2 separate regions of the Homo sapiens genome follow, and region 2 is linked to region 1. A link is an interaction called in ENCODE POLR2A ChIA-PET data of the cell type or tissue named here. Cell type or tissue: CD4-positive, alpha-beta T cell. All regions are shown on one strand.

The links. Peaks named below come from ENCODE experiments on the same cell type or tissue, not always from the same donor. Only the 100,000 strongest peaks of a DNase experiment are listed, where the experiment ranks them.
Region 2: POLR2A ChIA-PET joins it to region 1 with 17 read pairs; 6 of 35 experiments call an interaction of 5 or more read pairs at or near these places.

Annotation. Positions count from the first base shown.
Region 1 is chr5:54,939,711-54,947,710 of GRCh38, reverse strand. No RefSeq gene overlaps it. Among named protein-coding and RNA genes, the nearest start is that of ESM1, 42 kb to the left of the region's middle. In CD4-positive, alpha-beta T cell, CTCF peaks have their summits at 3,031 and 3,236 (motif pointing left); a DNase peak (open chromatin) is centred at 3,260.
Region 2 is chr5:55,093,345-55,101,344 of GRCh38, reverse strand. It overlaps the pseudogene GZMAP1. Among named protein-coding and RNA genes, the nearest start is that of GZMA, 5.3 kb to the left of the region's middle. In CD4-positive, alpha-beta T cell, no CTCF peak of the experiment used is centred here; DNase peaks (open chromatin) are centred at 4,284 and 4,974; H3K27ac peaks cover 2,209 bases.

The DNA.
Region 1 (8,000 bases):
CAGAAGCTCTTAAGTTTAATCAGATCCCATTTGTCAATTCGTGCTTCTGTTGCAATTGCTTTGGGCATCTTTGTTATGAAATCTTTGCCCATTCCTCAAGCATGTCTTTGTATTTATATCAAGTACGTCTAGTAGTTTTGTTGTAATAACTTGACAACTCATATTTAATTCTTTTTTCTAGCAGTTCAGGCCTATTTAAAAATATCTTCAACTTCTGAGATAAAACAATGAAAGATGGCATTATCTAAGTAGGAATTGAAACTCCATCCACTAAAATAAGAGGGCAGGGGAGAGAGAGAGAGATAGAGAGAGAGAAAATGAGAGAGAGGAGAGAGAGAGAATAAGAGAGAGGAGAGAGAGAGAATCCAAGAGAGAAATTATCATATCTATTTTTAATTTTTTCTGTATTAAATATTTTAACTTAGTTTTCATCATCTTCATTAAAGATGGCATAGAGACAAAAAATATCACTGTCTGCTTTATTTTAGAGTCCACCTCTGTTTTCTATCTCCTACTCATTAGATTCATGCATGACAGGTCTTTCTGTAAAGCACCAATGGAGGTTAACATAAAGAAAGGCAAAATGACTGAAAAGTCATAGGGATTTTGGAAAAGGTTAGAACAGCCTGGCTAAGCACAGAGTCCCTCAACCCCTAAGTGGTTTGAAAAGCAAAACTTGGATGTTTCTTTCAGGCTTGATACAAGGCTTTTTCCTTCATAAATTTCAGTTTTGTGTATATATTTAAAATTTCTCTAAAGAGAAGTGTCAGAAAAATTGAGAATATATGTTTCTGCCAAAACACGAAACTTAAGCAAAGATTTTGCAGTTAGGAAAAATTATTACCAAGTTTATTTCTGTAACTTTCTTATTCTGGAAGAGTGATAATTTGATTTAGGCCATTCAGATATAAATATGTTTTGATTTTACAAGTTGTGCATTTCCTACCAGGAAGCTAGAGATAAATTGTGTTTCTATGTATTAAGATATTATTGTCAGGCACCCTTATTTAAACAATTCACTTTGCAAATAGAAGGCCAAACAGAAGTCCAATGCACACTGATATCTTTTTCCCTGTAGATATCCATTACTTTCTGGACTTCAGCCATGACGTATATACCCATGGTTTGGAATGTTGACAATTTAGTAGGAAGTTCTGGTATTGTAACATCTCTGTTCAAAAAGCCTCCCTTGGCCCCATTGCTTCGAGCAGAGATTCTACTCCTCTGCCCTGTGTGCCATGGGATCCAGGCATGCCACAAATTGGTTACAGATGTGCTGAGATATTGATCCCCTCGGCATTTGGGGCAGCTCCAAGCTATGGTGCAGCCAAAGGCAAGCTCATCCATTCACCCCAGTGTACTATACAGACATGGTTATTTTCTATGTGTGCCATGACAAGGAAAAGGCCGAGAGGCCCTGGCTCTGGATATAAGGTCTAAAGTGTGCACAACATTCAATGCTGTTTCAATCTTGTCCATGCTCTTCTCTTCCAGCCCAACCTCTGGCACCTCTCCTCATACATAGCCCTTTTCAAACTTCCAGGTCTACCCCCACCTCCATTTCCTAAAACCCTTTACTTTGCCTCCCATGGTTTTACTCCTTCTGTTCATCCACTGTTTCAAGCCCTTCTTCCCCATCTGCACCACAGATATCTAAGGACTCTTTAAAAGATAGGGCTGATGCCCCCCACTGCATGAAACCATCAGAAACTCCCCAGCCTGAAACACTTTCTCCTTCCTCTGTGCTTCCATACAGGTTTGCTTGTTACCCTCTTAGGCTCTTGTCACATTCTGCTTCAAGTGATAGTTGTGTGCTTGTTTTTTCTCCCTGTTAGAGTGTAAATGGCTCAAGAGTAAAGACCATTGTGTTTATCATTTCTCCCCTCCTCGTGCTAGCTGGATCTTGCACATTCAATCAAGGCTTATTAAATTGAATTGACTATGCAAATGCAAGAAGGAGAAGAAAGTCATTTATATTTATTGTACCTCTACCACATGCCAAGCACCATGCTGGCACTCTAAATGGGACAATGTATGCAGTCTTCACTATATCCCTTTTGAGACAGACAATGTGCAGATGAAGAAATTGAGGAATAGTTAAGGTAATTACCTCCAAGAAATAAATTTCACGCTGGAAAAAAGGAACTGTAGAGCAGTGCCCTGTTCAGGTGTCTAAGAACTTGGCTCTGTGAACTTCAGCCTGACCATGTAAATCTCCCAACAGTGGGAGGGAGCAACAGGGGCTTGCTGGAAGCCTGGTCAGAGATTTTGCTGTGTGAACTGCCTTGCTGGTAGAGTCCTGGCAAGAGTTTCATTTCACGAACTGGAAAATAAATCATTCTTTCATCAACAGGGAGATCCTTTTCCTAGAACCAAATCTGAGGTGACTAGTACAAAAGGAACAGAAGAAAGTTATTTTTCTTTTTGCTTGGAAAAGAATATTTTAGTGAAGCTTGAGTGGAAAAACAGAACGAATGTCTATAAATGAGAAATGCTCTATTTGGATAAATGTTCCCTCTGTTCTTTCTTGCTACACTGTGATTTTATTTATCCTGTTATGTTTACATTTATTTATATTACTACTTATTTAACAGAGTTTTTTAAAAAAATAGACAATTTATGTCAATTATTCCTCAATAAAGCCAGAACAATGAAATAATGGCTGTTTGAAATAGCAAAAATAATAATACCTTATAGCATTTATAATATAAAAGAGGTACAAAATATAAAAACAGTAGCAAAAAGGAAGAAAAAGCTATAAATTTTTATAAAATTCTTAAGCCATAAAGGCAGCAATTTAGAGTAAACCGAAATAAGTAAGAATCATATTCAAATCTCTAGGATAACTACTAAAACATTTCAAAATATATAACTAAAGAGCTAGTAGAGAAGAAAAGATGAAAAAAAATTTAATTAATTTAAAGGGCGGCAAAAAGTCATGATGCTATGAAGGACTGAAACAGAACATTTTTCCTCCTAGTTCGAGCGATCCTCCTGCCTCAGCCTCCTGAGTAGCTGGCACCACAGGTGCATGCCACCATACCCACCACGCTCACCATGTTGAGCTCAAGCAATTCGCCTGCCTCATCCTCTCAGACTGTCAGGATTACAGGCATGAGCCCCCGTGCCCAGCTGAAACAGAACATTTCAACTCAGGTGCACAGACTTTTGAACAAAATACCCAGATTAGATGATTTAAGTAATTAGATTACATTAGTTTTAATAAAGAGCTTCAGTGTGCAATGTTCAGAGACCCCTACTGGCCAAGATTTGTATGGTCTCGATCAAGCATTTGTTGATGTTCAGTATTACTTTATACATCTCTAAGCTGAAAATTGCATCCTACGGTTGATGATGAGTTGACGAGTCCAGTTTTCCTTGGGCTTTCCATACATTGAGAAAATCAGTGATTCAATTTGTCCTTTTATGGGACTCCCAGGTGCTGTGGCTCTCAGAACCTCATGGTCAACAAAGAAAAGTAACTGAACTAGCGATAATAGCCACTTGCATTTGTGTTGTGCTCTGTGACTCACTTGGCGCTGTCACACCTATCACCCCATTAGGCCTTCACAAGCAAGGCCTTGTAGAGTAGGTATTCTTAGCAGCACCGTACATGTTGTAGGAGTGAGAAGCTGTTGCTCAGAAAGGTGAAGTAGCTTCCCCAAGGTCATATGACTCAAGGTAAGTGGCAGATCCAGGACTCAAAATTTGAACTGGAGAATTTTTCTGTTTTCTCTTTAGTGTATTTAAGGAGTCACCAGGCTAGAGGTAAGTCTGGGAGTGGGAATGAAGGTGATAAAATTTGAGAGACTGTAGAAGGACGGGGTTTGATGCCAAGGGTAAACATATCATAAAGGGAATTTTCAGACAACTGACTTCTATATTTACATGCTATAATATTCACCTAAACCTGTGCTTGTTTGACATTTTAAAGGAGGGAGGAAGAATGACATTATGACAAATACATTTGACAATTTGCATCAGGCAAATTGTCAGTCAGCCACGATGAGCACTATTCCTGCAGGATATACTGTTGCTTCACAATACCTTTTTATATTCTTGATTCATTTTCCAGGCTTACCAGCTCTACATACTTTATACACTTCTGAAGGGAATAAAACCTGAGGAGAGGAGGTGTTAGGTTTAAGGGGGCCACCTTATTGAAAGTAAACAATTTTCAAACATAAGAAAAGTTTAGCTGCAATTTCCGCCAGTAAATGTACTTCAAAAGGTATTAGCTTTCTACTTATTGCATGTTGAGTCTGCTTCTTAGAACAGGGCTGCCCAATAGAACTTTGTGTAATGATGAAGATGTTCAGTGATCTGTGCTGTCCCATATCATGGCCTCTAGCAAATTAATCAAATTAATTTGAATTTAAATAGCCACATGTGGCTGGTGGCTACCACCCAGGACAGCATAGTTTTAGAAAGTTGTTTGCTAATGTCAGTTTTCAGCTCACGTTTTATAGCATATTGATATAGAAGACAGGATTTAGAAAAACCACTACACTTTCTGGAATGTTTTTGAGGATAAGGATTCTCATTTCTCAATTAAAAGTAGACATTGAAAATCATGATGAATGTATATTTGAGTAATAATAAAGAGAGACGGAAAACTTAGGTACATTTAATATCTTTCCAAGTGTTGTGAAGTCTCAATTCAGTAATTAAGTACTACAATTTTCTACGTTAGTTGGCAAGAACACTTAGGCTCATGACAGTGTTAACTAACATAATTACTTCATAATTGAAAAGTCCAACCTTGGATTTCTGTACTTCAGAGCTTAGAAAAATCAATGATTTCTTATCGATCCATCTCTTATAATTTTTTTTCTATTTTACTACAGTCTCTTTTGAGACTGTGGAATTTCTTCTACAAAGTATAATGTGTATTTATTTACTAAGATAGCTATCTGAAGCATGTGGGAAAACTGAGAGAACGAATGAATGATAACCAATTGTCTGCTTATACAATTTCACAGTGTTTGGCCTTGCCAGAGGGGCCAGTCCCTGATGAAAACACATACGTGAGGTCCCCAGATGAGATCCCATGACTGTGATAATTGTCACATGCCTGTTTATTTTTCCCTTGAGAAACTGAATGCTTAAAAAAAAGATCACAACTAAACAAAAGCATATCAATAACAGGAAACTGTTGGTGAGAAATACCCTGACGTTCCTGTAAATTCACGTCACCAGATTCCCCAGGGACAAAGGTGCATGAACTGCATGGGTAAATAATTATGATTTAATACAGAGACCTTGCAATGCTGTTTATAGTAAAACAACAAAAAAGAATTGTTTCTGGAGGCGCAAATAAGCAAATAATAGAAACACATATCAATATAATCAGGAAGTGGTGATGTTATGTCTAGGTCAGCTACTGAAAACAATTTGTAATCTATCAAAGTATCTCCTTTGCAATTGCAAGCAGCAGGAGGTGGGACCTTAGGAGGAAGAGAATCCCCCATCCATAGGGTGATTAGAAATGGTAGAGGAAGGACCGGGTGCTCTGGCTCACGCCTCCAATCCCAGCACTTTGGCAGGCTGAGGCGGGCGGATCATCTGAGGTCAGGAGTTCAAGACCAGCCTGGCCAACATAGTGAAACCTGTCTCCACTAAAAAAATACAAAAATTAGCCAGGTGTGGTGGCACATGCCTGTAATCCCAGCTACTCAGGAGGCTGAGGCAGGAGAATCGCTTGAACCCAGGAGGCAAAGGTTGCAGTGAGCCAAGATCACGCCACTGCACTCCAGCCTGGGCAACAAGAGTAAAACTCCATCTCAAAAAAAAAAAAAAAAAAAAAAAGAAAGAAATGGTAGAGAAAATGGGATATTCATCCTGGGGAATTTCTGAAAAGGTTTCTGCATCATGACACCTGTCTGTTTGCAGGATTTTATTCCCAAGGATAATGAAAGGGAGATCAACAAGTTTCTCTTTCCTTCTTTAAGAGGATTTCCAATTAGAGGGCAATGTCAGCCTTGTGAATGTGTGCCTACGGGTATATGCATGTCCCAACTAAGAAAAGAAATGAGTGGCAGTGCTTCAACATATTTAAGGCCTTTTCCCCTCTTTAAAAAATTATAAATGATTTTTTTTGACAAAAATTGGAAAACCATATTTCTAATTTTCCCCAGAATTTACTTACTATAGAAAGCATTATGGCCTTTGTTAGGTAGCTGCATTTTATTGGGAATGGGGTTGGGGTGGGGGGTTTGGAGAAGGGAAACAGAGGGTAGCAGGGAAAGTTAACCAGAATTCTTACCTGAAATCTGCTTTTTTTTGAGGTGGTGGGATAAAACTCTGGAAGCCTCATTTTTGAGTTCTAGGCAGTTCTTAAAAATCTACCCATTTATGCAGCCAAAAGTGATCTCTGTTTGTCCTTACTGCTATTTCTCCAGTTCTTAAAAGATCCTGTGGTAGGAAGAATAATAGGTTCCCCAAATGTCCACATCCTAATCCCGGAAGCTGTGAATATGCTACTTTACATGACAAAGGGGACTTTGCAGATGTGATTAAATTAAGGACCTTGAGATCGTCCTAGATTACCTGGATGGGCCCAGTGTAATCATAAGGATCTTTATAAGAATCACAGAAGAAATAGGACAATGGAAGCAGAGAAAGAGATTTGAAGATGTTATGCTGCCAGCTTTGAAGATGGAGAAAGGGATCACGAGCCCAAGTCAGGTGGCCTCTAGAAGCTGGAAAAGGTACACCATTCTTCCCTAGAGCCTCCAGAAGGAAGACAGCATTACCACACCCTGATTTTAGCCTGGTAAGACCCATTTTGGACTTCTGACATCAGAACTATAAGATAATAAACTTGTGTTATTTTAAACCTCTAAGTTCATGATAATTTTTATAGCAGTGGTAGGAAACTAACACCAATCCAAAATACTCTTTTATGTTAAATGGCAGTGTTAGATCTGTCAAATTATTTCTCAATTTTATAGTCCTAATATTAGAATATTAGGCTACACATTAGAGTCATCTGGGGCGCTTACAAAATACCAACGCCAGAGCTCCAACCCCAGTGATTTAGATATAGTAGGTCTGGGGTGGAGACAGTGAACTGGTATGTAAAAAGCTGCCGCCTGGTGCAGTGGCTCATGCCTATAATCCCAGCACTTTGGGAGGCCAAGATGGGTGGATTGCTTGAGCCCAGAGCATCCTGGACAACATGGTGAAATCCTGTCTCCACAAAAAATACAAAAATTAGCCAGGCGTGGTGGCGTGTGCCTATAGTCCCAGCTACTTGGGAGGCTGAGGTGGGAGGATTGCTTGAGCCCGGGAGGTAGAGGTGGCAGTGAGCCAAGATTGCCCCACTGCACTCTAGTCTGGGTGACACAGTGAGACCCTGTCTCAAAATCAATCAATCAATCAATCAAATAAAATGAGATAAATAAAAATTTAAAAAGCTGCCAGATGATTCTAATGTTCAGCTAAGATTGAGAGGCCTCTTGTTAAGGGACTACCTCCTTTTTATATTCTCTTGGGTGTTCAAGTTCAGGGAACGTGACTTTGATCAATGTAAATAAAATTGATCATTTCACCTTTGCCAGGGAAGTAAAAATTGTAGTCTATTTTCTTTGATCTTTAACATTATGTTTGATTTTTGTCTCTATCTGAATACAGTATAATACATTTCCTGGGAGTAGATACCTGGGAGGCAAAGCCTCCTCAGCCTTCCTTTCCTCCATATTCTTTGGGTCTCAGTTTCTACTCAGATGCAGCTGAAAATGACTCCCCCAGCCAGCATCCCTTGCAACAGGAGTATGACACTTATGTAAAAGAAGTGTTGAGTTACAGACACTAAGTAGCAGGAGTGGTGTCAAGGGTCAGGGAATGATGCACAGAAAAGATCCCACCATCCCCTGAGCCTATGTAGTCCTTGACAGAAAGATAGAATTGTTGCTTATAGTCCCTGCTGGCTCTGTTTCTGGTATCACAGCGGAAAGAGACTTGCACCAAGCACCAGGAAAACTGTTCTAACCCTGGCT
Region 2 (8,000 bases), 150 kb before region 1:
CAATGGATTTTAGTATATTTGCATAGTTGTGCAGCCATTACCAGTACCATGCTGTTTTGGTTACTGTAGCCTTGTAGTATAGTTTGAAGTCAGGTAGCATGATGCTTCCAGCTTTGTTCTTTTGGCTTAGGATTGTCTTGGCAATGTGGGCTCTTGTTTGGTTCCATATGAACTTTAAAGTAGTTTTTTCCAATTCTGTGAAGAAAGTCATTGGAAGCTTGATGGGGATGGCATTGAATCCATAAATAACTTTGGGCAGTATGGCCATTGTCATGATATTGATTCTTCCTATCCATGAGCATGGAATGTTTTTCCATTTGTTTGTGTCTTCTTTTATTTCGTTGAGCAGTGGTTTGTAGCTCTCATTGAAGAGGTCCTTCACATCCCTTGTAAGTTGGATTCCTAGGTATTTTATTCTCTTTGAAGCAATTGTGAATGGGAGTTCACTCATGATTTGGCTCTCTGTTTGTCTGTTATTGGTGTATAGGAATGCTTGTGATTTTTGCACATTGATTTTGTATCCTGAGACTTTGCTGAAGTTGCTCATCAGCTTAAGGAGATTTTGGGCTGAGATGATGGGGTTTTCTAGATATACAATCATGTCATCTGCAAACAGAGACAATTTGACTCCCTGTTTTCCTAGTTGAATACACTTTATTTCTGTTTCTTGCCTGATTGCTGTAGCCAGAACTTCCAACACTATGTTGAATAAGAGTGGTGAAAGAGGGCATCCTTGTCTTGTGCCAGTTTTCAAAGGGAATGCTTCCAGTTTCTGTCCATTCAGTATGATATTGGCTGTGGGTTTGTCATAAATAGCTCTTATTATTTTGAGATACGTCCCATCAATACCTAGTTTATTGAGAGTTTTTGGCATGAAGGTTGTTGAATTTTGTTGAAGGCCCTTTCTGCATGTATTGAGATAATCATGTGGTTTTTGTTGTTGGTTCTGTTTATGTGATGGATTATGTTTATTGATTTGCATATGTTGAACCAGCCTTGCATCCCAGGGATGAAGCCAACTTGATCATGGCGAATAAGCTTTTTGATGTACTGCTCGATTTGGTTTGCCAGTATTGTATTGAGGATTTTCGCATCGATGTTCATCAGGGATATTGGTCTAAAATTCTCTTTTTTTGTTGTGTCTCTGCCAGGCTTTGGTATCAGGATGATGCTGGCCTCATAAAATGAGCTAGGGAGGATTCCCTCTTTTTCTAGTGATTGGAATAGTTTCAGAGGGAATGATACCAGCTCCTCTTTATACATATGGTAGAATTTGGCTGTGAATCCATCTGGTTCTGGACTTTTTTTGGTCGGTAGGCTATTAATTATTACCTCAATTTCAGAACCTGTTATTGATCTATTCAGAGATTCAACTTCTTCCTGGTTTAGTCTTGGGAGGGTGGATGTGTCCAGGAGTTTATCCATTTCTTCTAGATTTTCTAGTTTATTTGCATAGAGGTGTTTATAGTATTCTCTGATGGTAGTTTGTATTTCTGTGGGATCGGTGGTGATATCCCCTTTTTCATTTTTTATTGCATTTATTTGATTCTTCTCTTTTTTTCTTTATTAGTCTTGCTAGTAGTCTGTCATTTTTGTTGATCTTTTCAAAAAACCACCTCCTGGATTCATTGATGTTTTGAAGGGTTTTTTGTGTCTCTAGCTCCTTCAGTTCTGCTCTGATCTTAATTATTTCTTGCCTTCTGCTAGCTTTTGAATTTGTTTGCTCTTGCTTCTCTAGTTTTTAGCATTGTGATGTTAGGGTGTTGATTTTAGATCTTTTCTGCTTTCTCTTGTGGGCATTTAGTGCTATACATTTCTCTCTACACACTCCTTTAAATGTGTCCCAGAGATTCTGGTATGTTGTGTCTTTGTTCTCATTGGTTTCAGAGAACATCTTTATTTCTGACTTCATTTTGTTATTTACCCAGTAGTCATTCAGGAGCAGGTTGTTCAGTTTCCATGTAGTTGTGTGGTTTTCAGTGAGTTTCTTAATCCTGAGTTCTAATTTGGTTGCACTGTGGTCTGAGAGACAGTTTGTTGTGATTTCTGTTCTTTTATATTTGCTGAGGAGTGCTTTACTTCAAATTATGTGGTCAATTTTAGATTAAGTGCGATGTGTTGCTGAGAAGAATGTATATTCTATTGATTTGTGATGGAGAGTTTTGTAGATGTCTATTAGATCTGCTTGGTGCAGAACTGAGTTCAAGTCCTGGATATCCTTGTTAACCTTCTGTCTCGTTGATCTGTCTAATATTGATAGTGGGGTGTTAAAGTCTTCCATTATTATTGTGTGGGAGTCTAAATCTCTTTGTAGGTCTTCAAGGACTTGCTTTATGAATCTGGGTCCTCCTGAATTGTGTGCATATATATTTAGGATTGTTAGCTCTCCTTGTTGCATTGATCCCTTTACCATTATGTAATGGCCTTGTCTTTTTTGGTCTTTGTTGGTTTAAAGTCTGTTTTATCAGAGACTAGGATTGCAACCCTTGCTTTTTTTGCTTTCCATTTGCTTGGTAGATCTTCCTCCATCCCTTTATTTTGAGCCTATGTGTGTCTTTGCATGGAGATTGGTCTCCTGAATACAGCACACTGATTGGTCTTGACTCTTTATCCCATTTGCCAGTCTGTGTCTTTTAATTGGGGCATTTAGCCCATTTACACTTAAGATTAATATTGTTATGTGTGAATTTGGTCCTGTCATTATGATGCTAGCTGGTTATTTTGCTCGTTAGTTGATGCAGTTTCTTCCTAGCATTGATGGTCTTTACAATTTGGCATGGTTTTGCAGTGGCTGGTACCAGTTGTTCCTTTCCATGTTTAGTACTTCCTTCAGGAGCTCTTGTAAGACAGGCCTGGTGATGATGAAATTTCTCAGTATTTGCTTTTCTGTAAAGGATTTTATTTCTCCTTCACTTGTGAAGCTTAGTTTGGCTGGATATGAAATTCTGGGTTGAAAATTCTTTTCTTTAAGAATGTTGAATATTGGCCCCCACTCTCTTCTGGCTTGTAGACTTTCTGCTGAGAGATCTGCTGTTAGTCTGATGGGCTTCCCTTTGTGGGTAACCTGACCTTTCTATCTGGCTGCCCTTAACATTTTTCCCTTCATTTCAACCTTGGTGAATCTGACAATTATGTATCTTGGGTTTGCTCTTCTCAAGGAGTATCTTTGTGGTGTTTTCTGTATTTCCTGAATTTGAATGTTGGCCTACCTTGCTAGGTTGGAGAAATTCTCCTGGATAATATCCTGAAGGTTTCCTAACTTGGATCCATTCTCCCCATCACTTTCAGGAACACAAATCAAAATGGTCTTTTCACATAGTCCCATATTTCTTGGAGGCTTTATTCATTTCTTTTCACTCTTTTTTCTCTAATCTTGTCTTCTTGCTTGATTTCATTAATTTGATCTTCAATCACTGACATCCTTTCTTCCACTTGATGGAATTGGCTATTGAAGCTTGTGCACGTGTCACGAAGTTCTCGTGGTATGGTTTTCAGCTCCTTCAGGTCATTTAAGATCTTCTCTACACTATTTATTCTAGTTAGCCATTCGTCTAATCTTTTTTCAAGGTTTTTAGCTTCCTTGCAATGGGTTAGAACATGCTTCTTTAGCCCAGAGAAGTTTGCTATTACTGACCTTCTCATGCCTACTTCTGTCAACTTGTCAAACTCACTCTCTGTCCAGTTTTACTCTGTTGCTGGTGAGGAACTGCGATCCTTTGGAGGAGAAGAGGCTCTCTGGTTTCTCCCCATCTTTGTGGTTTTATTTACCTTTGGCCTTTGATGTTGGTGGCCTACAGATGGGGTTTTGGTATGGATGTGCTTTTTGTTGATGTTGATGCTATTTCTTCTGTTTGTTAGTTTTCGTTCTAACTGTTGGGCCCTCAGCTGCAGGTCTGTTGGAGTTTGCTGGAGGTCCACTCCAGACCCTGTTTGCCTGGGTATCACTAGTGGAGGCTGCAGAACAGCAAATATTGCTGCCTGATCCTTCCTCTGGAAGCTTCATCCTAGAGGGGCCCCCTGCCTGTATGAGGTGTTTGTCAGCCCCTACTGGGAAGTGTCTCCCAGTCAGGCTACATGGGTGTCAGGGACCCACTTGAGGAAGCAGTCTGTCCGTTCTCAGAGCTCGAACGTCATGCTGAGAGAACTACTGCTCTCTTTAGAGCTGTCAGACAGGGACATTTAGGTCTGCTGAAGCTGTCTGCTGCCTTTTGTTCTGATATGCCCTGCCCACAGAAGTGGAATCTAGAGAGGTAGTAGGCCTTGCTGAGCTACAGTGGGCTCCACCCAGTTCGAGTTTCCTGGCCTCTTTGTTTACACTGTGAGCACAAAACCACCTACTCCAGCCTCAGCAATGGCAGACATCCCTCACCCTGCCAAGCTGTAGCATTGAAGATTGATCTCAGACTGCTGCTCTAGCAGTGAGCAAGGCTCCGTGGGTGTGGGACCCACCGAGCCAGGTATGGGAGGGAATTTTCTGGTCTACTGGTTGCGAAGGCCATGGGAAAAGTGCAGTATTTGGGCAGGAGTGTACCATTCCTCCAGGTACAGACTGTCATGGCTTCCTTTGGCTAGGAAAGGGAAATCCCCTGACCCCTTGCACTTCCCCAGTGAGGCGATACCCTGCCCTGCTTCGTCTGACCCTTCCTGGGCTGCCCACCCTGTCCAACCAGTCCCAATGAGATGAACAAGGTACCTGAGTTGGAAATGCAGAAATCACTTGTCTTCCTCATTGATCTCGCTGGGAGCTGCAGCCTGGAGCTGTTCCTATTTGGCCATCTTGGAAGCCTCCCCGCATCTTCGCCTTTTCTACCACTAGCACAGATCATGCAGTTTTCAACAACCAGCTTGAAATTATAGTGCTCTGCATCATTGCATGTTTTTTGGTCCATCATAGTGATGTTTGTTCACTTCTCTCAAGGTGTTTTCAAAACTTTGCATGAGTCTCTTTTTGTGCTTCCCCATCCTGCCACATGACACTCGGTGTGAAGTTTTACATCCTGTCCTGTTTTTGGTAGATGAAGTTTCCTACAGCTTTGCTCATGGTTGCTTTAACTTCCAGCTAGAAAACAGACAGGAAATGGAGTTTTGGGCAGGTATGACAGTAACAAAAACAACAAAATAGCCCTGATTGAAATATATACTTGCTTCTGTAGTCTTATGAGGGACATGGCTTAAGACATGTGCCAACCTGTATTGACAATCGGTAATTGATTTTTAAAAAGTTACAGGACACTTTTTTCAGAAGTGCTTTGCTAGGCTAGTCTAAGTAAGCTTCAGTTCAGTTGACCTGTCAGTGATAAAATTATATGGTGGTGGCTGACAGTTCTGTGGTTGAAAACCTGTGCTGAGAATCCAAACGTTTTTATTCAGGCAGTCTTAGATTCGTGAACTGACTGGTACTGTGACCAGTGGAAGAAAACTCGGGATCCTGGTGCAGTGGGGCAGGGTGGGAAAGGGACCAGTGTCCTCATTTTCCATTTTGGTAGAAATGTGTCTTCCCTACTTTTGAGCATGAGCAAACCAGCCTGCAGGTTTCACCTGCTTTCGGTTGCTCACCTATACTTTGCCTTTTCTTTCATTCCCTAAGTCCTCTTCTTTGCTCGCCACCTTGATTTCTATTTTTCCACAAAGTCAAGGCAGGGAGAGTATGGAGTATGATTCAGGTTGAGTAGAGGGTAGAGGGAGGTGATTCTAGTTCTTTTATTTTTTCTTGCCTTAAGCTGAGTTTGAAATTGCAGGGGCTTCTGGTATTGTGGAACTGCTAAAAACACAACGGCACCACAGCAATGGTCACATTCCTATGATTGCATTGCTTTCAGGCGATGCTTCCTGACATTAGAGTGTCCCCACTTCCTCGGTGCTCCTTCTGATTACTGAAGCTCCTGCCCCCCACCTTGCTAACATTGTGAGGTGAAATGGCCACAGATGAGAGCCTTTCTATAGAACAGGACTTGAAATGTGCATGTGCAACTTTCCGACTTCTCACCCACTCATGCTTCCTCACAGCCTGCATGCTTGCTATCTGAGGACAAGGAGGAGGGAGACTTCAAAAGGGACTTTGGGGCTTAATGAGTGTATCAGAGTCTGGGAAGCACATGTTTGTAAGGAGCAGTCCCCATTCAAGCTCTCTTATGGTCAACTGCATAGGACTACCATGGCCGCACAATTAGGTTTTAGCCCTGGAGAGTTAACTATCCCTGGTCAAGTCTTGACACCTTCTTTGTGGATTCCCTCGCAGCATCACACTATTGGCCATAGTGTCATAGGTGGGAAGGAGTTTCCCAGCTCTAACAGCATGGGCCCCTCACCTCCTGTACCCACCTCATTCCTTTCTAAAGGTAAGATTTTCAGGTCCTGAAGGAGACCTGACTTCTACCACTTGCTTGAAACCAGAGTCTAGAATCCCTTCTCTGCTTTTGATTACATTTGCCACTGTCTGGCTTAATTCCATCTCTTATTCAAAATTATTCAAGAAATATTTATCGAGGGCCTAATTATGTATCACATACTGTTGTTCTAGGTATTGGAGGTCATAGAAGTAAGTAGACAAAAGTATCTCTTATGTGGAGCTTAGGTTCCAGTGAGGGAGGCAGGCAGACATACACCATCTAAAGTATATCAGGGTGTGTTAGATGCCATGGAGGAAAATGTAGCAGGGGAGTGGGCCAAGGAGTGCCCTCTGAGGGGCAGGGAAGGGAGTGTCCTTCAGGGCCTAGGATGCCCTGTTGGAATCAGGCTGTAAGTGGTGGGGGGCAAGGAGTATGGAGGTTTTGCCAGAAGTGCACAGAACCCTAAAGGCCTTTCTTTATTCCCAATGATGGGAGTGGGCCAACCCCTGGGCTTTCTCTCTGTCTCTCTTTTTTCTTTTTTTGAATTAGGGCCTCACTCTGTCATCTAGGCTGAAGAGTTATGGTGTGATCACAGCTCATCCAGGATGCAGTACAGTGGAACCATCACAGCTCACTGCAGCCTCCAACTCCTGGGCTCCAGCAATCGTCCTACCTCAGCCTCATGAGAAGCTGGGACTAAAGGCATGCACCACCATGCCTGGCTAATTTTTAAATTTTTTTGTAGAGATGGGAGTCTCACTATGTTGCTCAGGCTGATCTGAGCTCGTAGGCTTAAGTGATCCTCCTGCCTTGTCCTCCCAAAGTGCTGGGATTATAGGCATGAGCTACCATGCCAGAATGTCAGGCTTCCTCCTAACTCCTGCTGGTGACCATCATCATCAGCCCTTTAGGGCTAGTGTGAACTGTTTACACTCTTTCTTCCAGACCTGTTTTGCCCTACTCCACTTTCAGCATGGCAGCCAGAATGATCATTTAACAACAAGGGTGATAATGTTGCAACCCTACTCAAAACACTTTACCATTTCCTTCCCCATAAAGCTCAAGCTTCTTACCAAGGTTTGCAAGGCCTGGCTTTGTGGTCTGTGTCCTGCCTACCCCTCTTTCTCAAATCTTGTGTTAACTCCCTTTTCTCCCCAATTCCTCCAAATGCATTGTCCAGAAAGACACCTCCAGTACATACTCTTCTTCCTGCTGGTAAGGACCCTCCCTCCCTTCCTCCTGGCTGACTCTGTCCTTCTCCAGGAAGCTTCCCCATGTACTCAAGATAGAGCCCTCTTCTTAGTTATCTCTGTAACTGATGGACAAAATACCATTAGATCAGAGCTGGAGATTTATTTGTCTGGGAGCAAGTCCTGATTTCTGGCAGGCTGGCACTAACAGCTAAGCATTCAAATTTTCTGGCTACTCATAAACACTCTCATGGAACATCAGTGTCAGACCAGGTGATTCTAATAAAGTGAGAAAAAAACAAGTCCTCTCTGGCATCATGTTTGAGTCTTTCCATTCTTTCTGTCTCCTAGATAATTAAGGTTTATTAAGAGACTGAATCACAGAATTATTCCACTTGCTGACAACACCCAATTCACAGCAAACTCATTCTTCCTTGAATCCTACCCCAAACTGCCCAACACAAGCTCCAAGCTTGTGAAA